Linked DNA regions of Homo sapiens: region 1 is linked to region 2. Evidence: chromatin loops called from intact Hi-C (ENCODE). Cell type or tissue: OCI-LY7. All regions are shown on one strand. Each heading gives the region's core, and the rest is flanking DNA. Links, peaks and the distances in the headings are about the cores only.

Region 1 (16,505 bases), core at 5,671-13,670, 64 kb after region 2:
CCCCATTTTACCTCTGGGCAGACTGAGGTGTGGATATTTGAGATTAACTTACCCTAAGTCACACACAGCTAGTAAGCAGGACCAGGAATCAGACTCTTCATAGTCTGACCCCAGAGGCCACATTCTTATTCCCTGTGCTCTTCTGTCTCAGAGGAGGGAAGGGACCAACAAGCCAAAGACACAAATGCAAATAAAGGATAAAAAGGCGAGGACATACCCAGCCTGCACCAGACACTGATGTTAGCTTGTTCCGTTATGGCACCCTTCTAAAAGGCAGCTGCTATTTCTGTCCCATTTTACAGACAAGGAACCTGAGGTCTGGAGACAATTGAATCAGCTTCTCCAGCTTCCACTGCCAGTGAACCCCATTCTGATTCACCAATCCCAGGCTTTTCCAGATGTCTGTCATGGCTGGAAAATAGAAGTTTCTTCACATAATGCCATTTTTCAGAGGCAGAACTGGTCCAGATTTCTGGAGCTCTTTTCTAATTTTTTTAACTTTAAAATCCTAACCATTCCTAATCCTGGAGTGTGTCAACCATTTCACCTCTTTCCTGCAAGCTAAGAGGCCACTAAACAACCTTGGCTGGAAGGGCTGAGCAGCCAAACCCATAGAGCGACAGAAACCACCAAGGTCAAAGTCATGGGCAGTTCTAGTCTGAGTCCTGCATTTTTGAAAGACAAGACTCCATCTTGAGAAAAAAAAATATAAAGCTAGAGGAAAATGTTGAAAATGGGAATCCACCAACGTGGAAGGCTTTACCCAAGATTTTCAAAGCTAAACACTGTGGGAAACAGTAGCAGATGGGCTGAACATATTGCAGGGATTGGACCGCACAACTGCCGGCACCGTGTAAGTTGGACCAAAGCGAGGAAAATCACAGGCTCCAAAATAGCTCAAATGCAACTGGGGAAAATGTGAAATAATGTGTTGTGGTAGAGAGCACTTCAACTTGTCGCACACACTAATGAGTCCAGGATACCCAAGGAAATAGACCTTCAGCCAAATCCAGCAGCAGCCATGGGCAAGAAGCAACAGGGATTCTCCCAAAAGCAGATTTCAGGAGCAACCACAGCTTGGGGGCTTTTCAGAAAGGGTCATCTTGGATGGGCCTGGGAGGGGTCACCCAGTGGAAGTGCTGACTGGAAGAATAAATGTGATGCTTTGAAGCCCAGACAGATTCAGCTGCCAAATCTTGTCTCACTCCCTTTCACATTCTCCTTATGCCTCTCTCCCTTCCCACCTCTGCCTTCCCGAGCCAGATGCTCCTCACCTCTCCCCTGCTGCCAGCTGCAGGATGCAGCTACCAACAAGTGACTGTCCTGCTCATAAACCCCTAGGGGCCCTCCACTTCCTACAGAATAGACTTCTACCCCCTCAATTTATCCCTCGCTGCTCAACCAAACCAACTTTCCACAGGTGCCAGGACTTCCTCTCTGTTTCCGGATCACACTCCGTGACCCCATGAGCTCCTCAGGACAGGGATGATGTCACCATCATTTTTGTGTCTTCAACTCCTCCACCTCATAGATTCTCAGTGAATGTTTGCTGAATCAGTAGCGCCAGCTTCACATGCTTTAGAGGCAGAAGATACAAGCTGGAATCTCAACTCCAGCACTTAATAGCTTTGTGATCTTAGGTAAGTTACCTAGCCTCTCTGAGTCCTATGGCCTATGTCAGAAAATGGGGTAAGTGTGTCTACCTTATTGAATCATTTTGAGAAATAAATGGGCAAAACATGTAAACTGCTCAGTCAATCACAAACTCTCCATAAATGTTTAAAAAAAAAAAATCCCTCCCCTGCCCATCTAAAAGTTACCTGTGTTCTAAGACCCTGCCACCGAGCTTGTTCCTTAAGGCTCAGGGAAGGAGAGAATCCAGCTAAAAGATTTCAGTGGCCTTTATTGGAAGGAGCTGTCTGTGACAGTGCCCAGTTTTAGTTATTTCATAAGAAAGACAACTGAGAGAGCTGGGCGTGGTGGCTCATGCCTGTAATCCCAGTACTTTGGGAGGCTGAGGCGGGCAGATCACGAGGTCAGGAGAATCAAGACCATCCTGGCTAACACGGTGAAATCCCATCTCTACTAAAAATACAAAAAATTAGCCGGGCATGGTGGCGGGCACCTGTAGTTCCAGCTACTCGGGAGGCTGAAGCGGGAGAATGGCGTGAACCCGGGAGATGGAGCTTGCGGTGAACCAAGATCATGCCACTGCACTCCAGCCTGGGAGACAGAGCAAGACTCCATCTCCAAAAAAAAAAAAAAGAAGGACAGCTGAGAGAAAACAGGTGAGAGAAGAAATGTTGAAAGGACTGGTGAGGAGGAAAGAAAAACAAGACTAAGACTAAGATAGTGATCGATTCAGAAAGAGAGAGACGTACAGTAGAAGTTTTCTGTCTTCTGGGGAGCATCATAAGATTGTTCAGTTCTTATGAGTTTCAGCTACTTGAAGAGATTAATAATCAAAACCAAGGACAGTAAACTTAGAATAAATGAGTGCACATTTGCTTTATGAAGTTGGGCTTTTTCTGTTAGCTAAAACAAGGAGAGAAAATTCTTCTCAAGAACCATTTAGGTGACTGCCCCCTCTCCAGCCACCCACCTCTGCTGAGCCACAGAGGCCTAGATTCTTCAACACACAGGATTTTTCTCTTTTTTGAGACAGGGTCTCACTCTGTCACCCATATTTAGTAGAGAAAGAGTTTTGCTATGTTGCCCAGGCTCGTCTCAGACTCCTGGGCTCAAGCCATCTGCCTGCCTAGGCCTCCCAAGGTGCTGGGATTACAGCATCAGCCACCGCACCTGCCAACACACAGAATTTTTCATTGAGATGATAGTGCTCCAAGTCCTGATGCAAACAGACTAACCAGGGCTCCAGAGCGGTTGGGTCACCTATATCACTAAGTAGGCCCTCCCCTGAACCTTTATATCCCCCGCCATCAACTCCCATACAATCCTCTTGTTCTCTGTTCCTCCTAGATAGTAAGCATTGTCCTCTGTTCCTTATCCCGAAATATTACTATTTTAGTGAAACTTTTTGAAATTGCAGGATGCAACCTATTTGTGGGTGGTAAAATCAGTTCAGTGGGTTGCAATCAACTATTTTTTAAAATGAGATAGAAAATAATATTGAATCACACACAGTAATGTGAAGTATCATTTTATGAAACTTTTATCTCAGTTACATATGTACAGGTAATATGTACTTTTTACTGTGAGTCTCAGTCAAAAATACTTAAAAAACTGACTTGGGTATCTGTACAGAACCAGTTATGATCATGTCTGATTTCTTTTTATATGTACTATAGCACCTAGCACCCTGCCTTAACACAGAGAAAATGTCCACTAAATATTTATGGAATAAACAGGAATGAATGAATTAATGAATGCACAAATGGATAAAGTACATGAAGTATTTCAAGAGTGAGAAAGCAGATATGGTAAGGTAGAAAAAAGTAAGACTGTCTTTGGGAAAATTTCTTTTACTTTTGGGGAAAGCTTGCTCATTTCAAGGCTCTAAGGTCCTGTTCATCTTGCATAACTGAAGTTTTGATTGGACAAAATATCCACTTGATAATTTCCTACTTCCCAATGTAGTTTATATTGCATGAAACTAATATAACAGTCTTTCAGAACTAGTGTAGTGACATGCATAACAAGATTGGAAGTAGATAATTTTCCATTTTAATGTTAGTGTCATGTCTTACTTAAAATTATCAGTGACAGTGGACGTGTTGGTAAAAAAAGGAAACAAGCTAAACATCCATCCACTGAGAAATGGATTAACAAAGTGGTCCATCCATGCAATGGAACTACTCAGTGATAAAAAGCGATGAAGTATTGATACATGAAACAACATGGATGAACTTTGAAAACATTATCCTAAGTGAAAGAAGCCAAACACAAAAGACAGCATATTGTATGATCCCATTCATAAGAGCTTTATAAACAAAAGGCGGATCAATGGTTGCTTGGGCCGGCGAGTGAGAGTGGGGATTGACTGCAAACAAGCCAAGTGATGTGGTTTGGCTGTGTCCCCACTCAAATCTCATCTTGAATTGTAACTTCCATAATTCCCATGTGTTGTAGGAGGGATCCAGTGGGAGATAATTGAATCATGGTGGAAGTTTCCCCCATACTGTTCTTGTGGTAGTGAATAAGTCTCAGGAGATCTAATGGTTTTGTAAAGGGTTTTCCCTTTTGCTTGATTCTCATTCTGTTTCTTGCCTGCTGCCATGTAAGGTGTCTTTTGCCTCCCGCCACGATTGTGAGGCCTCCCCAGCCATGTGGAACTGTGAGTCCATTAAATCTCTTTTTCTTTATAAATTACCCAGTCTCGGGTGTGTCTTTATCAGCAGCATGAGAACGGATGAATACTCCAAAGGAGGGAATGTTTTGAGGTATTGGAAGTTTTCTAAAACTGAATTGTAGTGATGGTTGTATGGTTGTACAAATGGACACATTTTCTGAAACTTATTTAACTGTGCACTTACAGTGCATGAATTTTCTGCTATGTAGATTATACCTCAATGAAACTGTTAAAAATAATTACAGATGCTTTGAAATGCCTTCTGGCAGTACAGGAGAAAGTTTCCCTTCTACTTCACAGTTGTGGATTTATTTTTTGGAAAACTGGACTTCTCTAAAAAGTCAGACCATTATGTAACCTGGCCGCTTCCCCCTTTTCCAGGAACGCGGGCAGAACATCAATGTCTGTCTATCTGCCTGCTGGTCAGCTTCCTTATGAGGAGGCACAATACCAACTGGCAAGCAGGGCCTTGCTGGTCATTTGCCCACTCACTCAGCAATGGGGATGCCAGGGGGGAAATAATTCCTTTGAAGCCCTTTCTATACTGTTGTGCTCCTCAGCAGACAGGATGTAGGGTCTTTCCTATGCTGCCAAAATCAGCAGCAATTGTCAAAAGAAAACACCAGACCAGTACAATAAATGTGAGGGATTTTTCTCACCAAATAACTCATTTCACTTTGAAAGTACAAAGCAGTTACATTTCTAACCTTGCAACTTGAAATCATACAGCTATTCAAAGCTAATGATCAAGGCAGGCAGCATTTTGAAGAAACAATTGCCATTTTCCTCCTTGCTTGTTCAGATAATGAAGGAATGTGTCTTACACATCTTCTACCCTCTCCTACCCTCCTTCCAAATAGTACCCTGGAACTGTGCTAAGTGCGTACTAAGCTCTGGATAAATACTTGTTGATTTGATTGATTCTTTGTCTACCCTAGTGACAATGGCCAGATTAGAATTGATGGGATGATTCCCGAAAGCTGGGAATGGAACACCCTGTACACTGTGGTCTCAGTAATTTGATTAATGATGATGTGTTTTACAATGATTACTTTCAAATCACAAATCTCCAGAATCCCTCAAATCCAAACTGGGTCTGGAAGGCAGGGGGAAGCTTAACAATATTTTGGCTCTCATCAGTTCATGTCAAAATTACAAACCAATTCCAAGTAGGTGAAAGTTATTATAGCTCACAGTTATATGAAAACCAATTTCAGCATTGCTAATGTTTAAAACAGACAGGTGCTGCGTTCAATTTTTTTTAAATGTCACCAGAGTTTCCACGTGATTTATAATCCTAATTCAAAAAAAGCAAAGCTTATGTGAGTCCTTGGCAAAACGCACAAAATACAAACTAAAATGAACAACAAATGGCAACTCGATATTGAACTGGGAATTACATTTTGTGCTGTTTCATTAACTTTTCCAAGTATTTCTTTCTAAAATGCACTCCTGGCTACCCCCGACACACACACGAGATAAAGGAAGAGTGCACACAGATGGCTCCCGTCCAGGCCACTCAGCGGCTCAAAGTGAATGTGATTCCTGTGTTCTCTCCATGCAGATCGTCAATGATGAAGCATGCAGTAAATAACCCTCCCTCCCTGGAAGTGAAGACAGCCTGTGGGGGAGAACTGGCTCCATTAAAGGCTTCAAGCCACAGGAGTTGTTTTCTCCGGAGATGATGAACGTGGGCTGGAAAAAGAGACAAGAGTCACCTACTTCGTGCAGCTTTTTCCCCCCAAACTGCTAAAAGTCCTTTACCCTCAAATAAAATCATCAAGAGAGAGCTGGAAATGGCATCTCTTGCCACAGATCTGTGTTTTATTGTTATTGTTTTCACATAGTATTTACTTAAAGTCTGCTGTATATCCAGCCCATGTGTAACTCACCAAATTTTGAGCATCTTTTTTTGACTGTGCCTGCCTATCCAGTTCTTTGTAAGATCCTTGAGAAATAGAATTGAGCCTTTTCTTCTTTGTAGCTTTGGCCTCTCAGCCAAGGCCTGGCAAAGAGTGTGCATTCAATTAATGTTGGTTGAATGGATGAATAGAAATGAATGGATGGGTGGGTGGATGGATGGATGGATGGATGGACCAATCAGTCAATAGATCTCCCCATTTTTAAGCTCCTGTGTGTCAAAGTTCCCTGGCATTGAGATTGTCCTATCAATGCACAGCATTAAATTCCTGCCGTCCATCTGTTTCGATGGTAAGCTTGGAGAAATACTTGTGGAAAGAGTTCCTTGCTTCTCTGATGCCACATGTGGAATGCTCTTTGCCAAATGCACTATTTGTCACTGAACACCACTCTTCCTGATATCTTATTCCATTTATAGATTCTGGCTCTGGAGTGCAAGATTTTATTTTTTGAATTAAAATGTGATAAGAGACCTTTCAGTTCCCAGAGTTTCTTCTCTTGTCTGTAGGTCAGAAGTTATTGGCTAGAGTCCCAGTATCTCCCTTGAGCTACCGCATGCGTCTGCTGACCAAATCTTCTTAGCCTTCAAACCAAATGATGTCATTCTTTATGGTGCATTTTTCTAACAGATTTACACTGACGTACACACACATACTTTTAATTTCCCACTGCTTACAGAACTCGCAAACAAGTGAGCAAGTTGTAATTCTACATGGTGAGCGCCTCACATAAATTTTTTGGTGACAATGTGGATGATAAATGTTGGCTTTTATCGAGCTGACTACTGGTAGCTGTATGGTTTTGTGGCATATTATATAATGTGATATGCAATCACTGATGGAAAGATGTCTCTTAGAGATATAGCACTTATAACACAAATTTTTATGATAATAAATACTATTTATTAAGTATCAAATGCCAGGCACCTTGCAAGAATCCTACATACATTGGCTCATTCATTCCACATTATAGTCCTAGGAAGGAAGAAATGTCTTTTCCATTCTGCTGATGAAATAACCAAATATCAGAAGACATATAACTAGCAAGTGGCAAGTTAGGACTTATACCCAGATCCAGCCTCTGTTCCTTCTATTTCACCACATGGGTTATATTGTTTTCAGAAAAACATGTTTCTCTTGCTTATTTATTTTGCTTATTACACAGGACATTGTGGTACTGTTCATGAACTAAAAGCCATGCTCGGAGTGATTGTGGTTTTGAGAAAGAAAGAGAGAGAGAGATAGAAAGAGAAGGAAGGAAGGAAAGAAGGAGAGAAAGAAAGAAGAAAGAAAGAAAGAGAAAGAAAAGAAAGAAAGAAAGAAGGAAGGAAGGAAAGAAAGGAAAGAAAGAAAGAAAGAAAGAGAAAGAAAGAAAGAGAAAGAAAGAAAGAAAGAAAGAAAGAAAGAAAGAAAGAAAGAAAGAAAGAAAGAAAGAGTAGCTGTAGTCCCAGCTACTTGGGAGGCTGAGGCAGGAGAATGGTGTGAACCTGGGAGGCAGAGCTTGCAGTGAGCAGAGATCGCACGCCACTGCACTCCAGCCTGGGTGACAGTGCGAGACTCCATTTCACAAAAAAAAAAAAAAAAAAGAAAGAGAGAAAAAGGAAGGAAGGAAGAAAGAAAGAGAAAGAAAGAAAGAAAGAAAGAAAGAAAGAAAGAAAGAAAGAAAGACCAAATGTGTATATTTTCTTCAACTTCAGTACAATGTAGCTCCTCAAAAAAAAAAAATCCTTAATTTTTCAGTGCCGATTTCCACAACATGCATATTCACACGAACTCTGGCATGAGTCTTGTTGATTGCTTCCAGAGCAACATGCTTTGTCCCAAATTACAAGGAAACCACGAAACAATACTGCACAAGGCTGGAGGGATAGGACATCACCACACTTGAAAGTCACATTTGCCAATATTGGAGCATCTACAATGAGAACACAGGGCACTCGTACAGCCCCTGTGCTTGGTTTTTGCTTTATGGAGTTTGCAACCCAGTGGCAAACAGGAAGCTGGCAGCAGGAATCTGAAGGTCAAGAAGCTGCCTTTTTTTGGCATATATTCTCCCTCTCCACTTCTTTACAGCTAGTGCAGCCATGACCCTCTAAAGAACATGTCTGTTCTTGTCTCCGGGGTGTTGTGGTGATGTTGTGGTGATGTCGAGGTGCTGAGATGGCTTTGGGGCTCAGCCGAAGGTCAGCCTTTATCGAATTTCGCTTCATGGCCCAATAGGCACAGAGCTTGTGGTTTACACTCTATCTCTGTGAGCACCCAAGGCCAAAGCAGGCTGCCCAAGACGGAGAAGAGAAGAACACCCCATGGCCCAGCAGTTCAAGCCACCCAGGGCAGCCACCTCCATGGCAGGGACACTCCAGTGCCTCCCTCTTCACCTACCCCCACAACACACACACATGCCCCATGCACGTTCCTCCTGTCTCCCATCGGAGTCCCTATTCCCTTAGCCCCACATTTTCTTCAGTCATTCAGAAATGTTCATCTCAAAATGCAGCAAGTAATTTCTTCCTGATGAACTGCTCCTTCTCTACCCCACCCTGTAACCCCCGCCCTGAGGTAATTTCCTAATTCTCTTTGACAAGACAGTTTACTCTTGACAAGGATTAGAGGTTATTTTTAACCTAAACCGCACACAAGGAAATGATGCAATAATTTCTTTGAGCTGGCTGAATGCTTCCTCTTTTTTGGTCTTCGAATTAATATGATTCTGAACTTTAAGTTGTTTCTGGCCTTTTTGAGCAATTTCGTAATCACAGAATAAAGTCCACGTCTTCCAATTTAAAATCCTTGCTCGTAGTGATCTTTTCCTGAATGATTGGCATTTTTATCCAATGTAGACTCTGATGTTAAAAATCAGAATGATGTTGATTTACCAGAGGTTCTCCTGAAGATCTTTTGGATCCCAAGTGATCTCCTTTACTGTCTTTATCCCTCTCACAAAATCTGCTCAAATACTGGAAAAAAGATGATCAACTCTGCCACCTGGGGCCATCCAACTGTCCTCTGTTCCTCTGATTTCTTGACTAAGACATTCTGTGAAGCACACGTACATTCCTTTTTTTTTTTTTTTTCCGAGACGGAGTCTTGCTCTGTCACCCAGGCTGCAGTGCAGTGGCGTGATCTCAGCTCGCTACAACCTCTGCCTCCCAGGTTCAAGCAATTCTCCTGCCGCAGCCTCCTGACTAGCTGGGATTACAGGTACATGCAACCACGCCGAGCTAAATTTCTTTCTGTATTTTTTAGTACAGACGGGGTTTCACCACGTTGGCCAGGCTGGTCTCAAACTCCCGACCTCGTGATCCACCCGCCTCTGCCTCCCAAAGTGCTGGTATTACAGGCCTGAGCCACCATGCCCAGCCGCACATAAACATTTTTTAATCCATCACTTATTTTTAAAAAATATTTGTGTATTTAAGTCCATATGTCTATATCAGGGTTTCTCAACCTCAGCACTATTGACATTTGGGGCCAGATAATTCTTTGTGGGGCATCCTATGCATCATAGGATGTGGGGCAGTATCCCTGGCCTCTACTAACTAGATGCCAGTAGCAGCCCCCTCTCCAGTTTCAACACCTAAAAATGTCCCCAGACATGGCCAAATGTCTGCCAGGGAGACAAAAATGCCCCCAGTTGAGAAACACTGGCCCTCATACTGCTTTAAATGACAAGTTCCTTTTGGACAGGGACTAACCTAATTTGTACAGACTTCAGCACAACAGAAAGGTGCTTAGAGAAGGCAGTTCTATGGTGATCACAGTCAGTAAGCATGCAACAAGAATTGTTGACTCACATCTAGAAAAACAGAAAACGTAAGCACATGATCAAGTAAATAGTGGGTACTGTGTCTCATTCAGCCTTCCGTTCTTGTCAATAAGAGTAAAACAACAGTGCTTAGCTCTCCTGTGTGAACCTCCCAGAGGAACTGAAAATTTGAAAGATGGAGTTCATTTCCTTGTAATTAAACTGTTCCCATAAAATAAGGTAAGAGGCAGGTAAAGGGAAATCCCCCACAGCAGTGTGAATGGTTATAATCTTCATGGAGAAGAGCCCACGCTGGGATGCACATTCTTTCACAATTACTGTACTGTTCTTCCAGGCCGGGAATTCGGGGCGGCACCACATCCTCTTGCAGGATCTGCCCCTTGTAAAAGCACTTCAAATATTTTTCATGAGTGAAAAGTCAAAAGATAGATATGAACTGATATATCGTTAGAATTGCTGCTGTTATTCAACCACTCAAATAGTATTAAACCTCTGGATCTGGCAAACAAAACCTGCTAGATGATCCCTTTATAGGCCTCTCTCTAGGCAAAAGAACAAAACCTTTTATCAGTTAATCTAATGAATTACATGGGTTATTTTTATTCTATTCATAAGAGACAAGGCGTGTAAGTCTTGCTTGTTCTTACATCCATTGGATAACAATTCCATTAAGCAAATATTTATTTAAACTAAGGGTATGGCAGTCTAGCCTGACAGTTATCAGACATCAAAGTGGAAATGCTCAAATGAGTAAAAAATCAGGCTCTGCCCTTGGAGAACTTAGAGTTCTGATTTCTATAACAATTTGGTTGTGCATTTGTAGTCAATCCCCAAATATATTTGCTTTTGAGTACCTGAAAGCCTAATGCTTGCTGCAAGCTCTGGAAGAGGTTTTAAAAATCCAGTGATCATTCAAAGGCGTGAGCAACTCCAGGTGATGAAGTGACGGAGAAAGAGTTTACGGAGACATGGCTTTTGAAGTGAGGGTGGGTGTTCAAAACAACATGAATGATGAGGTTTTATTTCCCCCGATTTTAAAATTAATACATGTTTCTTGTTTTTAAAAAATATATGCAGGAAAAAAGAAAAGCCTGAGGAAAAGAAGATTTCTCGTAAGCAGTGGAAAAGTTGAGCAAAAATGCAGGACCTGGCCTGCTAGGGGTGACAGAACCTGTGGCGGACCCCGTGGAGCTACGGAGAAACATGAGGTGGGGGTCTGAATGCCAGATCTAATCAGGAGGGCAGTGGGCAGCCATGGATGGCTGAGTGTTCTGGGCATGGCTCATTTCATGCTCATAACAACCCTGTGAGGTTGCAAGGGGTCTGATCAACCTTCAGATGCAGAGGTGGAGGATTTAAGGTGTGCAGTAACTTGCCCAAGGTCATGCAGCTAGCAGATGGGAGGAGTGGGCACTCCAAAACCCCGTGCCCCTCAAACAAAGTGGGAATTGAGGGGGGCAAACCAAGGATTGCAAAGGTATAGCTGCAGAAAGTGTGCCTTTGACGCAATAGAATGGTGATGTCATGGATTTAAAAAATCCAGATCCAGAAAAAGGATCTGACTTGCTTTGTGGATAAAAGACTACTTTACAACCCAGAGACATCCACGTGGAGTAGGTGGCTCAGCAGTGCTCATTGGTGGAAGGCACTTTCATTGGCCTTCAGGTACCCAGCATGGCCTGCCACTGATAAGACACCACCTGAGTCAGGTCAGGATCCCTTTAGGTGATTTGAGCTGCTCTTTTTGTACTTTTCGAGGAGATTTTATGCAACTGGCCCATCCCAACTGTTCTGGACTGTCTGGTTTGAAAGCCAGCCTGCTCACCAGGGGAAGCCCCAGCCTATGTCTGAGTGCTTCAGTGCTACCTGGGAGGCTCCAGGATGGAGTCCCAGGCCTACCTCACCTGGGTAGACCCAGGCCTCACACCAAGAAAGAACCTTCCCACAATAGTCAAATGGTGGAAGGAACGCAAATGTCCATCAACTGATGAATGGATACACAAAATGTGCGTGTGTGTGTGTGTGTGTGTAATGCACTACTATTCAACCATGAAAAGGAATGGTGTACTGATTACTGATACATGCTACAATCTGGATGAACCTTGTAAACATTACGCTAAATGAATTATTTCATTTACACGAAACATCCAGAATAAGAAAATCCACAGACAGACTTGCTATTGGTAAAATATCAATGGATAACATCAAATTTACCATTAAAACCATCATTAAGTATACAATCAGTGGTGTTTAGGACATCCACAGGGTCATGCAACCATCACCACTTTCCAGAACATTCTCATCACCCCCAAAGGAAACCCCTCACCCACTGAGCATTCATTCCTCATTCCTTCCTTCCCCCAGCCCCTTGCAATGACTAATCTACTATCTCTATGGATGTGCTTATTCACTTTAAAATGGTGAGTTTTATGTTATTTGTAATTTACTGCATTAAAAAAATAAGCAATGGGATTGGATGAGGTGGATGAAGAAAAGGATCCCAGATTGAGGATTTGTGCACTCCAAGGTTTAGAGGCCAGCCAATAAAGAAGGTTCAAAAGAAGGAACTCATCAAATAGGAGGAAAACCAGGAAAGTTGCTGCCCCAGAACTCAAGTGAGAAACAGTTTCAAGGAGAGTAGAGTGACTATCTTTGTCAGAGTGAATTTTGTGTGGTTCAGGTAGATACAGTCATGTTCACCTACACAGGAGGGGACCATTTCACACTCTTGACCAGCAATGCATGAACAGGCTCAGCTCCCAACAATCTTGCCAATACAGTATCCTCAAAATGCTTGCCAATCTCAAAAGTGAGAAATGGATCTCAGTGTTGTTTTCTCTTGCAGTTCCTTTATTGAGAGTGACGCTGAGCATCTTTTCAAATGTTGAAGGGCCATTTATCTTCCTTTGGCTGTGAACTATCTGTTCATGGACTTTGCCCATTTTCTGTTGAGCTATTCATCTATTTATTTTTAATTTCTAGGAACACTTCAAATATCAGAGAGTTGGTTCTCTGTCCCCTGGCATCTGCTTCTTGAAACTCTTCTCTTTGTTTCCACAAGAGCACTCTCTCCTAGGTCTTCTCTCACCTCCCAGTATCTCACCTCCACATTTTGGAATTTTTTTTCTTTTGGGCGTGTGGGTTGCTCTTCTCCTTTGTACCTTTTAAGGCTGGTGTCCCCTGTCTTTGACTGTCTTTCTTCTCTACACACTCTTCAGCATCCTTCCCCTCCCACCTCTTCCTCCACCGCAATTCTAATTACAACTGTGTGCTCAACTACCAAACCTATATGGAACAGGATGTTAAAATAAGACTTTCTGACGTTGCAGTCTGAGCTGAGACCCCAAAGCTAAGAAAAGGAGTGTTAGGTGCCCACACATTCTAAAGAGAGGTGCTAGACCTTCCATGCAGACACCGCAGAGGGTGACCCAAAAAAAAAAAAACAACCCTGCCCAAGGACCCTATAGCCTCATCCTTAGAGTCTTAAAAGAGGCTTGGGTATTAATCCTGGAGTTCCTGCAGGGTAGAGTTGCAGGGGTGCCATGGCTCCTCCCAGCCACCCCCACACCAAGCAGGGGGCTTGAAAAGAATCTTTGGCGAGCCTGGCCTGTGTCTTATGATGTTGAGGGGACAGAGAGTTTCGTACCTGACTCACGCTTTAAAACCTGTGAAGGTGAGAAGCTGGGTTTGCTTCCTGGGCAGCAGAGGGGTGAGAAAGAGCCCAAGGGGAATGAGCACAGCTCCCAGCTATGCTGTTCCTGGAGGTGTGTCGTCCAGTGAACGATCATTTTCTGAGCTGGGCACAGTGGGTCACTCCTGTAACCCTAGCAACTCAGGAGGCTGAGGCTGGAGGATCACTTGAGGCCAGGAGTTTGAGACCAGCCTGCGTGACATAGCAACACCCTGTCTCTACAAAATAATAATAATAATAATACAAAAATTAGTTAAGCATGGTGCTGTGTGACTGTAGTTCCAGCTACTCAGGAGGCTAAGATGGGATAATTGTGGTTGAGGCTGCAATGAGCCAAGGTCGCACCACTGCACTCCAGCCTGAGCACCAGAGGGAGACCCCGTCTCAAAAAAAAAAAAAAAAAAAAAAAAAAAAAAAAAAAACAAACAAACAAACAAAACCTCTTGGTCACAAAAATTTGGAACAAAAAATCTTGAAGGTACTAAAAGGACATAATTGGTGATTTTGCAGGAAGCTGAGAAGCAGACTCCTTGACATGGCAACAGTAGAAATGAGGAGATGCCAAAGAGACAGAATCTGGTAACTCTTGAAGAGCCAGCCTGTAAGTGTTCATGGACAACATCCTTATAAATGAAGTTTTTGCAAAAGATAGGCATAGACAAAAATTCATGTGGTGCCGTGGGACAGGATTCACTGAAGATTTTTAATATCAGTTGAATTTGGATCTTAGTTTCAAATAAGTAAGCTGTTTCAAATAAGGAGAAAATAAAATGAGGTCTTCTTTTTGATGACAAGCTCTGACTTTGGAATCACACAGACCTGGGCTGGGAGTCGTGCTCCGCCGTTTGCTAGGTTGTGACACATTGGATAAATCGCTCAACTTCTGTAAGCCTCAATTTCCTCCTTTAGAAAGTAAAAATAATATCTGACAAGACTATTACAAGAATTACATGAGATGTTGTGAACAACGCCCTTCACACAGGGTCTGGTGCTTAGTCATTGGTTGTAAAAGAGAATGTGACATTGATCTATGTCTCCATTAAATGGTGTAGGAAAGAATACATATTGTCCTATGAGTCCATTCAAGTTTTTAATTTTGGTCATTTGGTTTGTTGCTTTCTGGTGAATGCTACCTACCTTCATCAAATCATTATGAAGTTTCCAGAGCAAATTCTCTGTAATGTATTCTAAAGAAAATTGAGAGAAAAATAAAGCAAACTGAAGTATGGAAACACAGCTTGGGAGTTCAGAAAAACTATTTGCTCATCATACATTAAGTTAAAAATACAGTTGCACAAACAGATGACTAAATAATACTCAGACCCACAGATTTCAGCTTTTAAGTGCCATCTTACATAAGATTGTTCAACTGAACTAGCCTAGCCATTAAAAAAACTTAGATATGGCATTTTTAAAATAGAGACTCACATACAGCACATCTAAATCTATGCTGTTTATATAACACGAAGATAGCAGATATATCTGTAAGGAGGTGTTGGCATCACAGAGAATGACATACTATGTTACAGTGATTCTTGGATTTTTCCTATGTGTTAAGCCTGGACTTCTGATTCCAAATTCAGCTCCTACAGCAGAGGTACCCAGGGAAGTCTTGAGCCATATTAATATTAAGTGGCAAGATAAGGCATCAGTGTGAGTTCTTGAAACTTAACCAGGTAAAGATCTTTGGGTTTTGTTTACTGGCACAAAACAGGTACATTTGGTCTACAGCCCATGCACAAGTTAAAATATTATTAGCTCTGTTCTCAGTATCATAAACGATAATTAGTATACAATCTAGGACACATAAAATTCGGATGTCCATAAAATATTGTTAGCTCCGTCATCAGTATCATAAAGGATAATTAGTATACAATTTAGGACAATTAGGACAATAGACAAATGTATAATTAGTATACAATTTAGTATAAAATTTGGATGTCCACAACCTTCACATTCCATAATCAATCAAAATCAATATTCCGAGCAGAGCTATTTCTTAGTCAAACCTCTGATAGCCAGTATTTTAGGATCTGAAGCACTATTCCAATCAAAATCACTACTTCAAGGTCACAAAAATCCTGTTTTTCAATGGATTCTATATGAGGACCTGGTTTTATCTTGCCTCAAAGGCCAGCTTTGTTCTGTGGTTATAAAGGTTTGCTGTATCTCTCCTACCCAGTTATCTGCTGTCTTTTACACTGATTCCAGCTTGGGCAAAACAACAGGCATGTTGCAGCTGTAGAAACAGATTCTGAGTGTGACTACACGATATCAAAATATCCTGCTGAAAAGTGGTCTACACACTCAACCAACTGGATTGGCTTATTTTTCTCCTCAAATCCAAATTATTAAGGCAAACCTGGATTTTTCTACTCCATTTGTAAGAAAACACAATTGAGTTTCCTGATTTGTAATGAAAGCTATAACAGAACAGTACATTCACCACTGTCTTAAATACGTACCTAGTAGGAATATGCCTTACACTTCCCCTGCCCTCCTCGTTGCTAAGATCTACACAGAACATATGGGAACTTGATCTGCCAACAATCAGCTTGAGGTATTCGTGACTTTGTAACAGACTGAAACCCAGTAACAAAGTGGACTGTTTCCACCAGGGCCTGGATACCATTTATTTGGGGAGCCACCTTTAGTGTGAGAGACAAGAAGTTGTTCTGTTTGCTCTCTGTGCTGGAAGTCTTGTAACAATCGTGGCATGCGTGAGATTACAGATGACTCAAGATTGTGCAGAAGGAGGCAGCTTTCTTACAGATAGTAACACTTTGTTATAGGTTAAAATGCATCCCTACCCCCCACCAA
Region 2 (16,505 bases), core at 5,157-13,156:
GACTTGGCCCCATCTTCTGTCCCTACCCTTGTTGTCCTGTTACCTCGTCTGTCTTCCAAACTAGTGCTTTTATCTTTGCAAGCCACCTTAATTCCTTTTTGGAACAAGACACAAATACAGACTCACGTACCCCAAGAAATAATATTTGAGGGCCCTTGTTGATGGTGCCACTAAGGCTTTTCTTCTTTCCCCCATTTTGTCTCCTGAAAGGCTGGAGTGTGGGAAAGGAAACAGCCCAGTCTTAATCATCTGTATTCATAACTGGGTGCTGGTGAAGGTGAAGTTCAGAAAGCATCCAACAGAGGGCCTATTATTTGCACCCTGGATAGTTACTATGTGTTTGTGTCCCCCAGAATTCATATGTGGAAGCCCTAAACGCCAATGTGGTATTAGGTAATTAGGTTTAGATGAAGTCATGAAAGTGAGCCCCAAGGTGGGATTAGTGCCCTTATAAGAAGAGGAAGACAAACCAGAGCTTCCTCTTTCTGCCATGTGAGGATATGTTGAGAAGGAAGCTGTCTGCTGGCCAGGAAGAGAGCCCTCACCAGAAACACAATCTGCCCATACCTTGATTTTGGACTTCCCAGCCTCCAGAACTGTAAGAAATAAATATCTGTTGTTTAAGCTGGGCAGTCTATGGTATTTTGTTTTAGCAGCCCAAGCTGGCTTAAGACCTCCAGGGATTGCATCAGCCCAGACTTGAAGGTAAAGCAGCAAACCTCCAGGGAGTCTTCCCTCTGAGCTACCTGGCAAGTCATGTGCATGGGCCACAACAGCACTAATGCATTTCCATCAGCTCTCTGCTGAGTGCCTGAACTTGTGTAGCCTTGGCCAGCCTTGAGGATTCCAGAGCCTTGGCTTAGCAATTTCTTTCTCCCTTATGAGAACTGGAAACACCAGTCTTTACGTCCCTGATGCTCACCCCAGAGTTTCTTACACTCATAGCATTTGGTGGAGCTTCACAGAGTAAAATTTTTCTCCTGTGCATTCTCTTGGGAGCTGGCCTTTTCTCTTACTGCTAATGTGATAGTTTCCATAAAATTTCACTATGTGCCATCTCTCTAAATTTATGGCTAATTTACTTTTCTTCTATCTCATTCAATGAAAAGCAGTCACAATAAATTACACATTGCGTTTTTTAGCTGGGCAGACATTCCAAGTTGACAACAATATGTTAATTACAGAAGCTTGTCCTGTTCATCTAAATGAAGACCAATAAGACTTAATTGCCTGAACTGGGGAGATGGGGGGTGAGTCTAAAACCTGTGTCATTGCCAAGATATTTGCTGCCTACTAAGCAAGCTGATCATGTTTCCCTGAAGCAATTTACACAGAGCACAGTGGAGCAGAGTTAGGACAATTATTCTGAAATTAATCTACATGAAAACCTACATAAACTAGCTTGACATTTGGATTGTGATCAAAACACAATTTGACTTTTCCTCTCTTGGTGTCTTCAAGTTTTATCCAGTGAGGGTGATCTTCGCTGGCACCTGCATCACTCAGGCCTTCCTGCAGTCTCTTGAAGGCCCAAACATAGTCTCAATTCAGTAAAAGGAATGTCTTCCCTCCCTCCCCAGGGTGGAACTATTTTTGGGTGGGAAGCATGATGGGTTCTTCTGATCTTTACTCTCTTCCTGACTGCTTGCCAGGTGGAGGGTCAAAGGGCATCAGAGAAAGAGAAGCAGAGGCAGAAGACAGTTCCTATTGCAATGGGGCATCCCAAGTTGGGCCCTGCTCCCGTTTCTGGCAGACTGTTAAGGCTGATGCTCTTGCAGGGCCTTTTCAGAAATCCCCCGCTGGCCCCTCTCCCCTGTGAGGGGGAGTTCCCTTGATGGGGCAAATACATCTCCATCCCCAATGGCCCCCTCGTCAACCTGAGACACTTCCAGGTTACCCCCCAGTGTCCCACAGCTGGGGCCTCCTGGACCAGACACATCATGGTCTCTTAGTCCATTCCTGCTGTTATTAACACAATACCACAGAGTGGGTAATTGATCAGCAATGATAATTTATATCCTACAATTTTGAAGGCTGGGAAGCCCAAGATCAAGGCCCTAGTGGGTTTATGTCTGGTGGGGGCTGTCCTCTGCTTCCAAGATGGCACCTTGTCTCTTCGTCCTTTGGAGGGGACGAATGCTCTGTCCCCGACAGAAGGGCTGAAGGGCAAAAAGGGGGGCCTAACTAGTTCCCTTCAGCCCTTTTATAAGGCACTAATCACATCCTTGAGGGGTGGAGCCTCATGGCCTAATCGTCTCCTAAAGGCACCACCTCTCTCAATACTGTTGCTTTGGGGATGAAGTTTCAACATGAATTTGGAGGCACACAAATATTCAGACCATAGTAGCCCTACAGCTGCCTTCCTGCTCCCGCAGATGTGGGGAGCAGGGAATCCCCAGTCCAGCAGCTCCCTAGCACCTCCAAAACACTTAGTCCTCTCCGGCCTTCAGATTTTTTTCACAGCACTTAGACCCCAGTCCATGGAGACAGAGGCCAGCCTTCAGGGTCTCCCAATGGCATTAACACATTGTCAAAGCTCTCAAGGCTCCTCTGGAAATCTTCCTGGATTACACTCTGGGGAGGGGTAGGCGGGACTCACAGCACAGCCCCGTGTTGCACTATCACAGCTCACTGCAGTCTCAAACTCCTGGGTTCAAGCCATTCTCTGCCTCTGTCTCCAGCTTAGACGGGACTACAGGTGTGTGCTATCGAGAACTAAGTCTCTAAAAGTAGGATTTCAGATAACAGCTGTTGTCTGGTAAGGGAGAGTTCCTTCACAGCAGCCCTTTCGATGTCTGCCACAGGGCCAGGCATGGTGCAATCCCAGCACTTTGAGAAGTCAAAGCGGGAGGATCACTCTTCTATATCCTGCCTTGTCTTCCTTATCATCTTTCCCTGCTAACACAGAGATCTCTCTCATTTGTCTAATAGCTGGTTGTATTCCTTTGTTAGTTAATGTATTTATCAATTCCCTATTGAAGGCTTTGAAGCATTACTTTTTCTACAAGTGATATGGTTTGGCTGTGTCCCCACCCAAATCTCGTCTTGAACTGTGGCTCCCATAATTCCCATGTGTTGTGGGAGGGACCCAGTGGGAGACAATTGAATCATGGGGAGGTTTCCCCCATACTGTTCTCCTGGTAGTAAAAAAGTCTCACGAGATCTGATGGTTTTATAAGGGGAAACCCCTTTTGCTTGGTTCTCTCTCTTCCCTGCCACCCTTTAAGATGTGCCTTTTGCCTTCTGCCATGATTGTGAGGCCTCCCCAGGCACTTGGCACCGTGAGTCCATTAAACCTCTTTTTCTTTATAAATTACCCGAAGTCTGGTATGTCTTTATCAGCAGCGTGAAAACGGACTGATAACGACAAATCAATTTTTTTTTTTTTTGAGACAGTGTCTCACACTGTTACCCAGGCTGGAGTGCAGTCACATGGTCACAATCACGGCTCACTGCGGCCTCAACCTTCCGGGGTCAAGCAATCCTCCCACCTCAGCTTCCCAGGTAGTGGGGATTACAAGCACATGCCACCATGCCTGGCTAATTTTTTGTGCTTTGGATGGGGAAAGAGTTAACATCTGAGAAGATAAAAGTAGAATCTGAAAGGAGGGAAGCAACAGAGAATCTGGAAATGTGGCAGGGCCAGGGCAGGGTTGGGTTTGGAGTGGGAGGCGTGTGGAGACAGGTTTGGGAACAGCCTCAGTAGGGGAGAAGTTGGAATCTGGAAGAATTTGGAAACAGGTTTCTGAAGGGCTTCAGGGCCTTTATGCTTTTTTTTGCTTATTTCTTTTTGAGCCTTTCTCTTAGGTTTGGGAGTTTGCCAAAGGAATGTGCTCTGCAAGTAAGTCAACAAATAGTTCCCGAGGATCTGCTCTATGAAAAGCCCAAATTGTCTTTGAAAAGCATGCACTGTTTAAAAATGTTATACTGTGGTAAAACATACATAACATAAAATTTGCCATCGACTATTTTTTGAGCAATATTTTTAATGATGCGTAATAGACGTACAGAGTTTCAGGGCTTCCATCAACCATTTTTAAGTGCACGGCTCAGTTGTGTTAAGTATAGTCACACTGTTATACAACCCATCTCCAAAGCGTTTCCATCACCATTGAACAACAGTTCTCCATTTTCCTCCCCCTGGACCCCGGCAACCGCCTTCTAGCTTCTGTTTCTATGAGTTTGGTTACTCTAGATACCTCATGGAAGTGGGGTCATTCAGTCGTTGTCTTCGTGTTGCAGAGCAAGCATTTTTAAGTCCTGCTATGTGTCCATCACTGTGTATGACTCCGAAATAGAAAAGGAGGATCGTTAAAAATGGATCTTTTTTTCACTACCACTGTGATCAGCAAAACTGGGAAAAGGGCAGACCTTGGCTGTGGCCTCTCACATTGCCCCAGTCCATGGCATGAGCGTCTCACCCAAACTTCTATTCTGGCCCTAACTTTCCTCCCTGCCCCCATCCAATGCTGCCTGGACCAGCTGTCACACTGGACTCTGGGACAAATTAATTCACGTGAAACTGCTAATGGCTGACACAGTAATAAGTCAGATTGTGTTTCAACATAAAGATTTAAATCTCTTTTTAACAAAAATATAGAGAAGGGGGTCTCACTATGTTGCTCAGGCTGGTCTCAAACTCCTGGGCTCAAGTGATCCTCCTGCCTCAGTCTCCCAAGTAGCTAGAACTATAGTTGTGTGCCACCAAGAACTAAATCTCTAAAACTGGAACTTCAGATGACAGCAGTAGCCTGGTAAGGGAGAGCCCGTTCACAGTAGTCCTTTAGGTGTCTGCACAAAGCAAATGGGTTTCTCTCTGCCCATCATTGTAAGCCTGTGACCCTTGGGACAAAACACTTTGCCTCATAGGTGCATCCTAGGAAGAATCCATCCTACTAAAGTTGCCATCAACTGGCAGAGCACTCAACTGGCAGTGGTGTGACCTGCTGTCTCCCTGCTCTGTGCTGGAGTGGAGCCTCTGTGATCTGCCTCTGCCACAGGCAAAGTTCTCAGGGAAACTAGAGAAACTGGACTGACTTGGGGGAACCATTTATGACACCAGGTAAAAGACCATGGAATCCAGGCTCTTCAGGGCCATCGCTGTAGGGGCCTACTTCCTGTCTTAGTTCAGGTTCTAGAAGCAGAGCCTAAGACAGGGATTCCGGGGCATGTGATTTCTCCAGGGAGCGCCCTTCAGGAAAAACCTCCACGAGCATTAGGGAAGGACGGGCCAAGCAAGGATGGATCTTGGGTAAAGCCGAGCTGTGACCTGAGGCCCAAGGGCCGCTGGGGCATTTCCACAGGGCAGTCACACCGTCCTTCAGAGAAGGGGGCTGGCCTTTGTGCCTCCTCAACAGTTAGCCTCTGGCTGCAGTAGCAGGGCTAACCTCCCAGGTCACAGCAGCTTGGGACAAAGTCCCTGCCTGGTAAAAGATCTGGCTGGTTCTTTCAGGGGAACGTAACATCTGCATGACTCATGCGTGCAAACCACCCACACGCTAGGAATCTGAAGTGGTTGCTCCTAGAAACAGAAATAAACGACCATCCAGTGATGAAGAGTTTTCCCCAGCAAAGAGACAACTCCAGGGAAGAGCTTTCCAGTGTGAGTACAGAGATTGTGGTTTAAGGTAACTAATGATTTGCATAAAGCCAACTTCCATATTACCTGACACATGGTAAAATATGGACACAGTGCTTTTTGAGAGGTAGAGAAAAATAACTCAGTACACAACTTTACTGCCTGTAAAACCCAACACCAGAAAATTCCCTCCAATAAGAATCGGCACCAGACAGGCGTTGAAATATTTAGCATCTTCTGAGATGTAATTACTACTCCGCTGTGTGCATCTGTGTTTGCTGTCCCCTCCGAATGGAACAGGATGTGATTTCACTGAATTGGCAGATTTATCCACCTGGCTTTTGAGCAGTTGGTCATTTTTCAGCCTGGTGGTGAATGCCTTTCCCCATACCCCCAGCACACAGGCAGGCACCCTCCGCCCCCAGCTCCCAAATCCAAGAGAAAAACTCAAAGAGAACTCAACCGAGGGTGGATGGTTTTTCTGTCAGTTACCTGCTTTCTGTTCCTTCCAGAACCTACAACGGCCGTGACACTGGGGGCAGATCAGGAGTCTATAAATGACATATGACTAAGAAGCAGAGGGATACCAGCTGCTTATTGACAAAATGGGTGGCTCCCAGTGAGGCGTGGAAGGACAGAACTGGCCCAGACCAGCTGGGAGGCCTTGGCACATACAACAGAGCCTGCTGGGTCACAGCACAGCCATTGTCATCCTGTGAAACGTGAACCTGACCTTCTACCCAACAAGTTAATATCTCATATGGGTTTCTCCTTGGTTTCTTGCAGGATTTATACTTATCAAGGTAGCACTGATTTCAAGGAAGTAGCTTCTCTGTTTCTTTATGGCTGAATACTGTGTCAACTAGTGGTTTGCCCAACCCAGAAATTCAGGGTGATGAGACTGTGCCCTTTAGGGTGGGGTGCACCCTTCAAACTCCTGCATCTTGTGGGCAGATGGGCTTCAGTCCCAAGGAGTTAGCCTCTTTGGGGTACACATCCGGTGCTGGGGCCAGGGAAAGAATCCAGGTTCCCTAATCACACGAAAAAGGTACCTCCTCCTCTGCCAAAGTTCACTGTCAACTCTGTCCCAGGGTCCCAATAGCGCTAACATAAGCCCCCCTCCACCAGTGTAGAATGGTGGGTCATAAGGTGCTGGCAGGGATGTGGAGATCAGCCAGCTCAGGAGGCTTCACACTGGCTTTGGCTTACAGTCTTTAAATAAAAGTAAAATGTAAAGATGAGGCAGCTCAGGTCAGTGCAGAGGGGAGACCTGACTCCTGCTCACTCACCCACCCCCGTCCACAGGCCCCAGGGGAGCTCCGTGGGTGCCCCTGGAATCCCTCAGCACTTTGGAAAGCACTGAGCCAATGCAATCCTCCTTCTGCACACGGAGAGACTCAGACCTGAAAGGGAAAGCCACGGGGGGTGGGTCCTGGGTCCTTCTCGCCACCCTATGCAGTTGGCCTCCTGGCCCGCACGCTTCAGAAGGCTCCTGTTGGAGCCCTGTCCCTTCCCCAGGTCAAGTCCTCTCCCTGGTCACTGCTCCACACCAAGTGCCAGGCCTGGTTTTTATTGTTCTCAGACTCAGTTCCTGCCTCTTTATCCCCATAAGCCCAAGGCCCCCTGCAAGCCCTTTTCCCCACCTGTGTGTGTTCTGCAAGGGAGGCACCTGAGCTGGGGCAGCGACTATTTACCTTGTTGAGGCAAAGGACAAGCGTGACTTCCTTTGTTTGATGTTGCTACGTTATTAGAAAAAATAAAACCACAGGCCCAACAAAGAGGTTTCAGATATGACTGGATGGCACCATCTCCCAGGGCCATGGGGGTTGAGGCCAGAGCCCAGGCTAGGTGATGAGAACCACCAGGACACAAAGACAGCAGACTCTGTGATGTCGACACAGAAAAATGACAAGGGGATGACGTCACTCTCCTGGAAGCTTCGGAGTCCACCTGCCTCCCTAACGAGGCATTTCTTAAGGCCTGAAATGGCTAAGGCCTCACCCCGCTGAGTCCTTCCTTTTCTTACGTCCTGTGCTCTCTCTTCGCTTCCCCGCCCTCTGCTCTCCACCTTTGCCCTGTCACTTGTTTCCCTGCTCCCTGCTCCTTGCACCCACTCCTTCTGTCTGTATCTGGCCTCCACATGTCTATTCTCTGCCTTTTCTTGTTGCCTGTCTTTTCCTTCTGTGCTTCTATCCTGCCCTTCTTTCTGTTTCTCCTTTAGCTGTGTGCATGAACACACTTACTTGCACACAAGCACATACAATGCAGGTATGCACATGCGTACACAATCCCACACAAGTTTACACTCAGAGAACTACACACAACCACACGCAGAAGCATGTGCACATGCATGCCCACATGCACACACAATGCATGTGTGCACACACACGATCATCCACAATCAAATACAGTCCCGCATAGACAATCTCATACAGCTTATGCTCACGCAGTCACACACACACACACACACACACACACACACACTCACTCACTCACCTCTCTCTAGACCAAGCTAAGTAAACTCAGAAGAGACCTGCTTTTAACCCACAGGCTTGTTGACGCCTCTTTGTACTAAGAGTGATTAGCAACCACAGGAGTGTCTCAGCTAATTAAATAAGTCTGAAGCCGGGGACCAAGAAGCTAGGAGTCCTCTTGTATAAAACTGGTTCCAGCCATGGCACCCCCTGGAAAGGAGCTTCCTGTCTCAGTCATTTGAGCAGGTGGCGACTTCAGCAGCTGCAGCTAGACTGCTAAGAGATGGGACTCCCCATAACTTTTGAAGACGGTTGTGGTTAGAGTTTGGAGGCCTACTTTGGTTTTGATCTTCGGAGACTGGGTTTAGAAAGGAAGCATTATTTTGAGAAGGGAGATCGTAATCACACTGGCTTTTTTGATTGACGTCTGCAGTCTGGCTTAAAGGGTTCCTTGGGAGAAATGCAGGGTTTGCTACTTAAGCTGAAAGCAGGCTGGTAGGTCTACCAGGTCAAAGAACAGAAACTAAGGGATTCTGAGTTTTCATCGTGGCCCTGCTGCTACAAATCAGCTGCTTGACGCAAAAGTCAACTGACTTCTCAAGGCCTCAAATGACCTAGTCTTACCATGTCAGTATCCTAATAGTCCATTGCCTAACTAAAAATTTTGTGCAGAAAATAATTGATCAGGGTTGAAAAGTAACAAACAGGAAGTTACAAACCATTCTTATTTCTTTTTAATGTATTTGAGGCAAACAGAATGGTTTAGGATTCCCTGTTAGATGGTAGTTTGAGGACATTTATTGTGAAGACAAGCAGACTTTCAACTAAAGTGACCATGGTGCCTGAGCACTTTATCAGGAAAAGTAGTCTGATAAGAATAAGGAAAGTAGGACAGAATCTAAAATTGGGAACTTTCCAGAGAATCTGCAATATGTGGTAGTTTTCTGAAATTCAGTCATCGCCAAGGGCAATGATGTAGTATTGGATAATAATTAGTGCCCAAAATAAGTTCTCCCACATATCACAAAAATGTTAAATAAAGTTTAATGTACTCCATTTAAGCAGAAAGGAATAATAAGAACATAATCTCTCTCTGTATATATGATGAAATATATATGGAGAGAAATATGGAGAGATATATGGAGTTATAATACATATATATGATTTAGACAGAATTTAATCTTCCTATGGATTAAAAATGTTCATCTGGCCGGGTGCGATGGTTCACACCTATAATCCCAGTGCTTTGGGAGGCTGAGGCAGGAATATCACTTGAGGCCCAGGGTTCTAGACCAGCCTGGGCAACATAGCAAGATCTCCATCTCTACACAAAAATAAAAAATTAGCTGAGAGAGATGGTGCACACCTGTAAGGCTGAGGCGAGAGGACCACTTGAGCCCAGGAGTTTGAGGCTGCAGTGAACTACTTCACATCACTGTACTCCAGCCTGGATGACAAAGTGAGACTCAGTGTCTCTCTCTCTCTCTCTCTCTCTATATATATATATATATGTATATATATATATATCTATCTTACAAAATGTTTAAAATAAAAAATGTTTGGGTCCTAAACAGGCAAACCCTCATCTCTGTGGAAAAACTCATATATCACCATGACATATTTTGCAAGAGTCCCAAGTAGCAGAGATTTCCCCATATGCAATTCATAAGCAATTCTCAAGTGCCTAGTAGCTGTGGGGAATTGGTTGCTTTTATATCTTTGAGGACACATCAGTCCAGACTATGGCAGGACATTAGTTGTCTCTTGCTACTGTAACAAATTACAACAAGCTTAGTGGTTTAAAATAACACACATTTATTATCTTACGGTTCCATAGGTCAGAAGGCTGAAATAGGTCCCACTGGGCTAAAATCAAGGTGTGGGCAGGACTGTGTTTCTCTATGGAGTTTCGAGGGAAGAAATTGGAAATTGTTTCCTTGCCCTTGTCAGCTTTTGGAAACCCCTCACATTCCTTGGCTCATAGCCCCTTCCTCCATCTTCAAAGCCATCAATGGCAGGTAAAGTCCTTCTCATGTTGCATCCATCTGACCCACAGTCATGTCTTCCTCTCTCCACAGCTGGGAAAGTTCCTCTCTTTTGAAGGATTCATAGGATTAGATTGGGCCCACTGAACAATCAAGGATAATCTCCCCATCTCACAGTCCTTAAAATAAATCATATTTGCAAAATCCCTTTTGCCATGTGAGGTAACATATTCACAGGTTCCGGACATTAGGAGGTGGGCATCATTCTGGTGCCATTATCTGCCGATCATAGTCAAGTAGAGGCCAGGATTCCAGACTTGGAATTAGCAGAGGTCAATGCAAGCTCAATTTAGCAATGGCAGCAAACTATCACACGACTATAGTAAGGCATGAAATTGCTCTGAATTTGTGCTTTCTCCCCCGGTCAAAAAAGAAAAAAGAAAAAAAAGAAAATAGGAGGTGTTCTCTACTTCATTAACTATGTCACAGAGCAATTTGAGGCTGTCACACTCCAAAAGCATGACACACAGTCCTAGGAGAAAGCCATTTGCAATGTCCTGGGGGAAGCAGGGCACAGAGCAAGCTCAGCACATGTCAGAGCCTGTCATGAACTACCAGCTTCAGACAAAATAGCTACCTGATCAGCATGTTGGGTTGACATCTTTGAGCAAGGCTCCAGGGCGCATTTCAGGAGACTTGGGCTCTAGCACAGTGACAGTAATGGAGAAGAAAACAAAGATGGTTGAAACCCTTGAGTCCCCGGATTCAAGTTATATATGATTTAGTGAAGGTGTCAAGGCACGTGCATAACTCAGATACATGGCAGGATGAAAAAGGCTGCAGCTTCGGGAGGAATGGGCTACAGGACTCGTGCCTATGGTCCATCCAGGTTACTGCCATGTCTCTGATAGAGACCCAGAGGAAAAGTTTTGGGATAGGTCAGCCAAACGGAAAGGCCAAGAACATCCCCTAAATGTGCCTACCTTCCCTCCAATAATCCATTATGGTTCTATCTTACATTAATTCCTTTAATCTCATTTTTAAAAACCTAATGCAATTGTATAGGCCTTTCAGACCCTGAAAGCATGCAAAGCAGATGTGGTACCTTTTTTATTTCTTTTCTTTTTTTAATAACATAGTAGTTTGTGAAATGCCTCTTCTCTTTTTTCCACTAGGGATCCTGATGGACTGGCTATCTACCTCCCCAGGATAAAAGCAGTGAGGCACCTGTTTTTTGAGCTTAATGTTGGCAAATGTGGCTAATACCCAACTGTCCGGGTGTTCATGAGGGGCTTAATATTCTTAGCAGTGTGCTTGTTCACCATGTTAGAACAAGATTTTTCAACATGGAGTTGTTATAGGGTTTTTGGTGTTTTGCTTTGGCATATTCAAATGGATGTAACAATATAAAAGAATATAAAAGTAAAGGCATAGTGAATAGTCTGTTGGGGGAAGGCAAGTGGGAGAGGAAGTATGGAGGAGGATGGAAATACCACAATCCTCACCTTACAAACAGAGAACCAAGAGTTGATATGGATAATTGATGGCACAAAAAACAGGGGTCTGGGTGTGCATTTGAAGTTGCAGAGATAGCTGGCGGAGGAACTCAGGGTCGTGCATTTAACAGGGAGAAGGGAGAGGAGAGAAGGCAATGGGGAGGAGGGTGAAGTGGCTGATGAGCTGTGGGGAGGTGGGGGATGGTGTCTCGGGGCCAAAGTCACATCTCTCAGGACAGGAAGTCAAAGACAATACCTGAAGTTGGTGAAATAAGAAGCAGTGGTATAAGCATGTCAGGGAAAGGTAGAGAAATAACCTCCAGAAACAAATAAACGGAAGTGATGAAATGCAGTTGGCTCAGGCAGCAGAACTGGGGTCAAAGAAGGCTGAGCAGAGGTTAGTTGCTATTCACTGAAGAGCCCTTCTAACCCAAATGATTTTCTAAAAGCCAATGTACATGTTTTAGCTGATGAAAAAATGTTGAGCAAGAAGAGTCCTTTTACTTTTATAATATTTTACTCTTTCAGAGAGGTTTAATTCTTTTTTTAATAAAAATGAGTTATAATTACAAATATTAGCTACATATATAGTATAGCTATCATATGTGGGGTGCGTGTGTATAAATATTAATTACTACATTGAGTTTTTATTCTTTGCGAACATTTTATTGTGAAAATACTCAAACACAAAAAAAGTTTAAAGGATTTTACAATAAACATCTACATACCCACTGCCTAGATTCCAGCACTAATATTTCATTATGATTGCTTCATTACCTATCTGACCATCTATCTATTCCTCCATCTGTGCATTCATCTTAGCTTTTTGAAAATACACATAGCATAAAATTTACCAGCTTAGCAATTTTCAAGTGGACAGCTCAATAGTGTCACATATATTCACATTGTTGTGCAATGGATCACCAGAACTTTTTCATCTTGCAAATCTAAAACGCTACATCCATTAAGCAAGTTCCCTTTTTCCTTCCCCTCCCCGCACAGCCCTGGGTAACCACCATTCAACTTTCTGTTTCTATAAATTTGACTACTTTAGATACCTCACGTAAGTGGAATCATACAGTATTTGTCTTTTTGTGACTGGTTTATATCACGTAGCATAATGTCCTCGAGGTTTATCCATGTTGTCTCAAATGAGAGGATGTCTTTCCTTTTTTTAAGTCTGAATAATAGTCCATTATATGCAGATACCAGATTTTCTTTTTCATCTGTCAGTAGACATTTGAGTTGCTTCCATATCTTGGCTCTTGTGAATAATGCTGCAGTGAACATGGGTGTGCAAATATCTCTTTGAGATCCTGTTTTCAATTCTTTTGGATATATACTCGAAAGTGGGATTGCTGGATCATATAGCAGTTCTAATTTTTAGTTTTTTGAGGAATGTTCATACTGTTTTTCATTTTATAATCCCATCAACAGTGCACAAAGATTCCAATTTTTCCACATTCTTATAAACGCTTTTTTCTGTTTGTTTGTTTTTTTAAAATAGTTGCCATTCTTGTGAGTGCAAAGTGATTATTACATTGATTTTTTTAAAGTTCATGTTAATCTTCTTCTAGGTAACTGAGCAAATAGGGTTCCCAGGAGAAACTGCAAAGCTGATGACTAGATTAGGCTACACTTTCCTTAGAAGTGGACGGTCTGTCACAGAGCTTTCAAGGCAAATCAGGGATGATGGAATTTCTCTTCATGGTAAATCTCATTCTTATTTCCTTGGTTAAATTGGTGTCACTTCATAGGTTGGTTGAAAAAGCCACAGGTTAGCCAACATTGCAGGTGCTAAGACAACTGTAATTCTATGTGTTAATGGTCAGATTATGAGCCAAGTTGAATATGTTGAATTTCTGATTGATTCTAAGCCAGTGGGCACCTTGCAGTGTCTGTGCCCGATTAAGGCTTTGTTCTCTAGGTGAAAACATCTTTCAGATGAAAGGCATATTGGCTTTTGAGACAAAGTTACCTCTTCAGGCTTCTGGAACTTTGACTCAATTTTCCTTAGATGGAAATGTTTGTCATTCTGCTTTACAGAAAGACATTCTCTTTTTGTTTCCGTTTCTGTGCAGAAGCCTATAGATCACCTTTTTAATTAACTCATGAAGAACCCAGGGACAGGAGTACACTCTGCCCTAATGGTATTATTGTAGATGGATCTAGTACTAAACATGACCTTGGGGTGTTTGTGAAGCTAGTGAAGAGATTAGCAAACAGAAATCTTAAGAACAATTTAATCCTTTTCTGCATAGCAGCATGGTAGTTGCTCTGCAAAGGCAATTCTCAAAACAAGCACAGTCACTTTCAGTACTGTGCTTGCATTCGGGGGCGGATTGAAAGGCTGAAACTGAACAAGTGTGTGGGAAAGCAGGTGATTACTGCTCCCCAAATACCGTGTGATGCGCCCGGTCACCCCTGACAAATCAGTAGCCAATTAATCCCACCATAATTGGTTGACCCTTGGCTAATCCCATTTCTAGATCATGTTTACTTGGCAGATCATGCCAGTCATCTAATTAGCATTCTTCAGGGTTATTCTACCCCCGCATGGACCGCTTTGGAATACCATATGCATGGTGATATTCAGTGAGAAGCGAGGTGTATGCGTATGGCACTCCTCTCCGTTTTGATTAGTAAACAAATTAAGTAATTGATGTTAGCTTAGATAACAGGGCACTTATCATGTTGGCCAGCTCTCTGCTAAGCACTTTGGCAGGCAAGATCTTACTTCATTCTCACCATCCTATGACAGAGGTACTGTTGTTATTCCCATTTCAAAGATGGGCAAAGGGAGGTTTAAGAGGAGTAAGTGACTTGCCGCAGGAGAGCTAGGATTCGAGCTAGGCCTATCTGAGTTTGAGTCGGAACAGAACTTTTTTTTTTTTTTTTTTTTTTTTCGAGACAGAATCTTGCTCTATAGCCCAGGCTGGAGTGCAATGGCATGATTTCAGTTCACTGCAACCTCTGCCTCCTGGGTTCAAATGATTCTCCTGAGTAGCTGGGATTGCAGACATGTGCCACCACACCTGGCTAATTTTTGTATTTTTTAGTAGAGATGGTGTTTCACCATGTTAGCCAGGCTGGTCTCGAGCTCCTGACCTCAGGGTAATCCGCCCGCCTTGGCCTCCCTAAGTGCTGGGATTACAGGCATGAGCTACTGCGCCCGGCCTTGAGCAGACCTTTTAACCACCATCTGAATTACCTTCCTTTGTGCTCCTGTGTTCTTAGAGCTACTCCCACTCCAGTGAGCTAGGATGTTGCTGTTAACTGTGTTGTGTGAATTGTAGCTCCCCGAGCTGACGGTATACTCTCCAGGAAAGGGACCGTTTTCTCTTCTTCACCTGTCCCACGCAGCCCCATCCTGGGTGCATGGTAACTATGTGGTGAATGCTTGGTAACTGATGAATGTGCCTACACAAGGTCCTGCCCTTTCACTTACCATACAAGGCTTCTCCGAGAAGCCAGCTCAGCTGCACGCAGCACACCAGCCATGGTGGACAACTCAGGCTCCAGTTATGCCTCTATCCACCAAATACAGAGTGGCCTTGGACAAGTGTCTCAGCCGCCCTGGGCCTTTTTCCTCTCTTGGGATTGGAGGATATTAGGCATCTGATCTTTCTCTGGAGGTTTCTTGCAATGGGATTTGCATTTATAAATATAGTTAACAAGGCATGACACTACTTGTGGCCCCAACAGTAAATAAGAGCCTGTCGCTGAAAACGGAGTTGCTGTGAGAAGAGCCATCAGCTACCAGGCGAGGCACCCACACCAGTGTTTCATAAGACATGGCAAAGCTCTTTCTTCCTTCTCCCATGTCGATCTTTGTGGATGTGCAGGATTTGGAAAGGCCTGATAAGAGAGGAGAGAGTGCTGCTCTATGTTGTGGTCTGATCTAAGCCAGCTTAAATGTTCACAGTCATTAAGTTGTTTTTTCGGGTACTGGTAGCTTCTAATAGTTTGAGGTAGGGGAGCGCTAAAGGTCTCTCACCCCAGAATCCAAAAGTCCCAGCCAAGTTCTGACACACAGACTAACTATTATAACCCAGCAGGCCCAAGACACAACAAAGAAATAAAACAGTCACCAACTATCGGTGAACCTGCCCCGATATTCACGTAGGTTCTTTTCTATTTTTCCTAAGCATCGGCCAGCTTGAGAAATAAAGGGACAGAGTACAAAAGAGAGAAATTTTAAAGGCGGGTGTCTGGGGGAGACATCACATGTCGGTAGGTTCCGTGATGCCCCACAAGTTGCAAAAACCAGCAAGTTTTTATTAGGGAGTTTCAAAAGGGGAGGGAGTGTGCGAATAGGTGTGGGTCACAGACATCAAGTACTTTACAAGGTAATGGAATACCACAAAGCAAGTGGAGGCAGGGTGAGATCACAGGACCACAGGACCAAGGTGAAATTAAAATTGCTAATGAAGTTTCGGGCACCATTGTCATTGATAACATCTTAATCAGGAGACAGGGTTTTTGAGATCAACTGGTCTGACCAAAATTTATTAGGTGGGAATTTCCTCTTCCTAGTAAGCCTGGGAGCGCTACGGGAGACTGGGGTCTATTTGACCCCTGCAGCCTCAACCATAAGAGGCAGGCGCACCTGGGGGAGCTGTTTATAAGCGTATACCTCCAGGCGTATATTCTCTTTCCCAGGGATGTTCCATGCTGAGAAAAAGAATTCAGCGATATTTCTCCCATTTGCTTTTGAAAGAAGAGAAATATGGCTCTGTTCCACCTGGCTCACTGGTGGTCAGAATTTAAGGTTATCTCTCTTATTCCCTGAACAATTGCTGTTATCCTGTTCTTTTTTCAAGGTGTCCATATTTCATATTGCTCAAACACACATGCTGTACAATTTGTGCAGTTAATGCAATTATTACAGGGTCCTGAGGCGATACACATCCTCCTCAGCTGACACGATTGAGAGATTAAAGACAGGCATAGGAAATCACAAGGGTATTGA

Evidence for each region. Hi-C counts contacts between places; a loop is a spot of excess contacts. Peaks named below come from ENCODE experiments on the same cell type or tissue, not always from the same donor. Only the 100,000 strongest peaks of a DNase experiment are listed, where the experiment ranks them.
Region 1: it touches region 2 in a loop (5-fold over the local background); 9 of 110 quality-filtered maps call a loop at or near these places.

Annotation. Positions count from the first base shown.
Region 1 is chr10:114,016,632-114,033,136 of GRCh38, forward strand. LOC105378492 (a long non-coding RNA gene) reads left to right here. Exons shown (of 3, transcript XR_946332.1): 2 at 1,421-1,640; 3 at 5,874-6,064. It overlaps LOC105378493 (a long non-coding RNA gene), which reads left to right and starts at 10,722. Exons shown (of 3, transcript XR_946333.3): 1 at 10,722-10,980; 2 at 11,072-11,202; 3 at 14,196-14,746. RefSeq lists enhancers at 8,135-8,474, 9,495-10,694, 9,746-9,855 and a silencer at 10,126-10,175. In OCI-LY7, for the core only: no CTCF peak of the experiment used is centred there; DNase peaks (open chromatin) are centred at 8,210 and 8,860; H3K4me3 peaks cover 1,423 bases; H3K27ac peaks cover 2,313 bases.
Region 2 is chr10:113,953,396-113,969,900 of GRCh38, forward strand. LOC124902507 (a long non-coding RNA gene) reads right to left here and starts at 7,247. Exons shown (of 2, transcript XR_007062296.1): 1 at 6,071-7,247; 2 at 3,967-4,287. RefSeq lists enhancers at 5,269-5,769, 7,246-7,535. In OCI-LY7, for the core only: no CTCF peak of the experiment used is centred there; DNase peaks (open chromatin) are centred at 7,346, 7,606, 8,316, 11,846 and 2 weaker places; H3K4me3 peaks cover 4,623 bases; H3K27ac peaks cover 5,202 bases.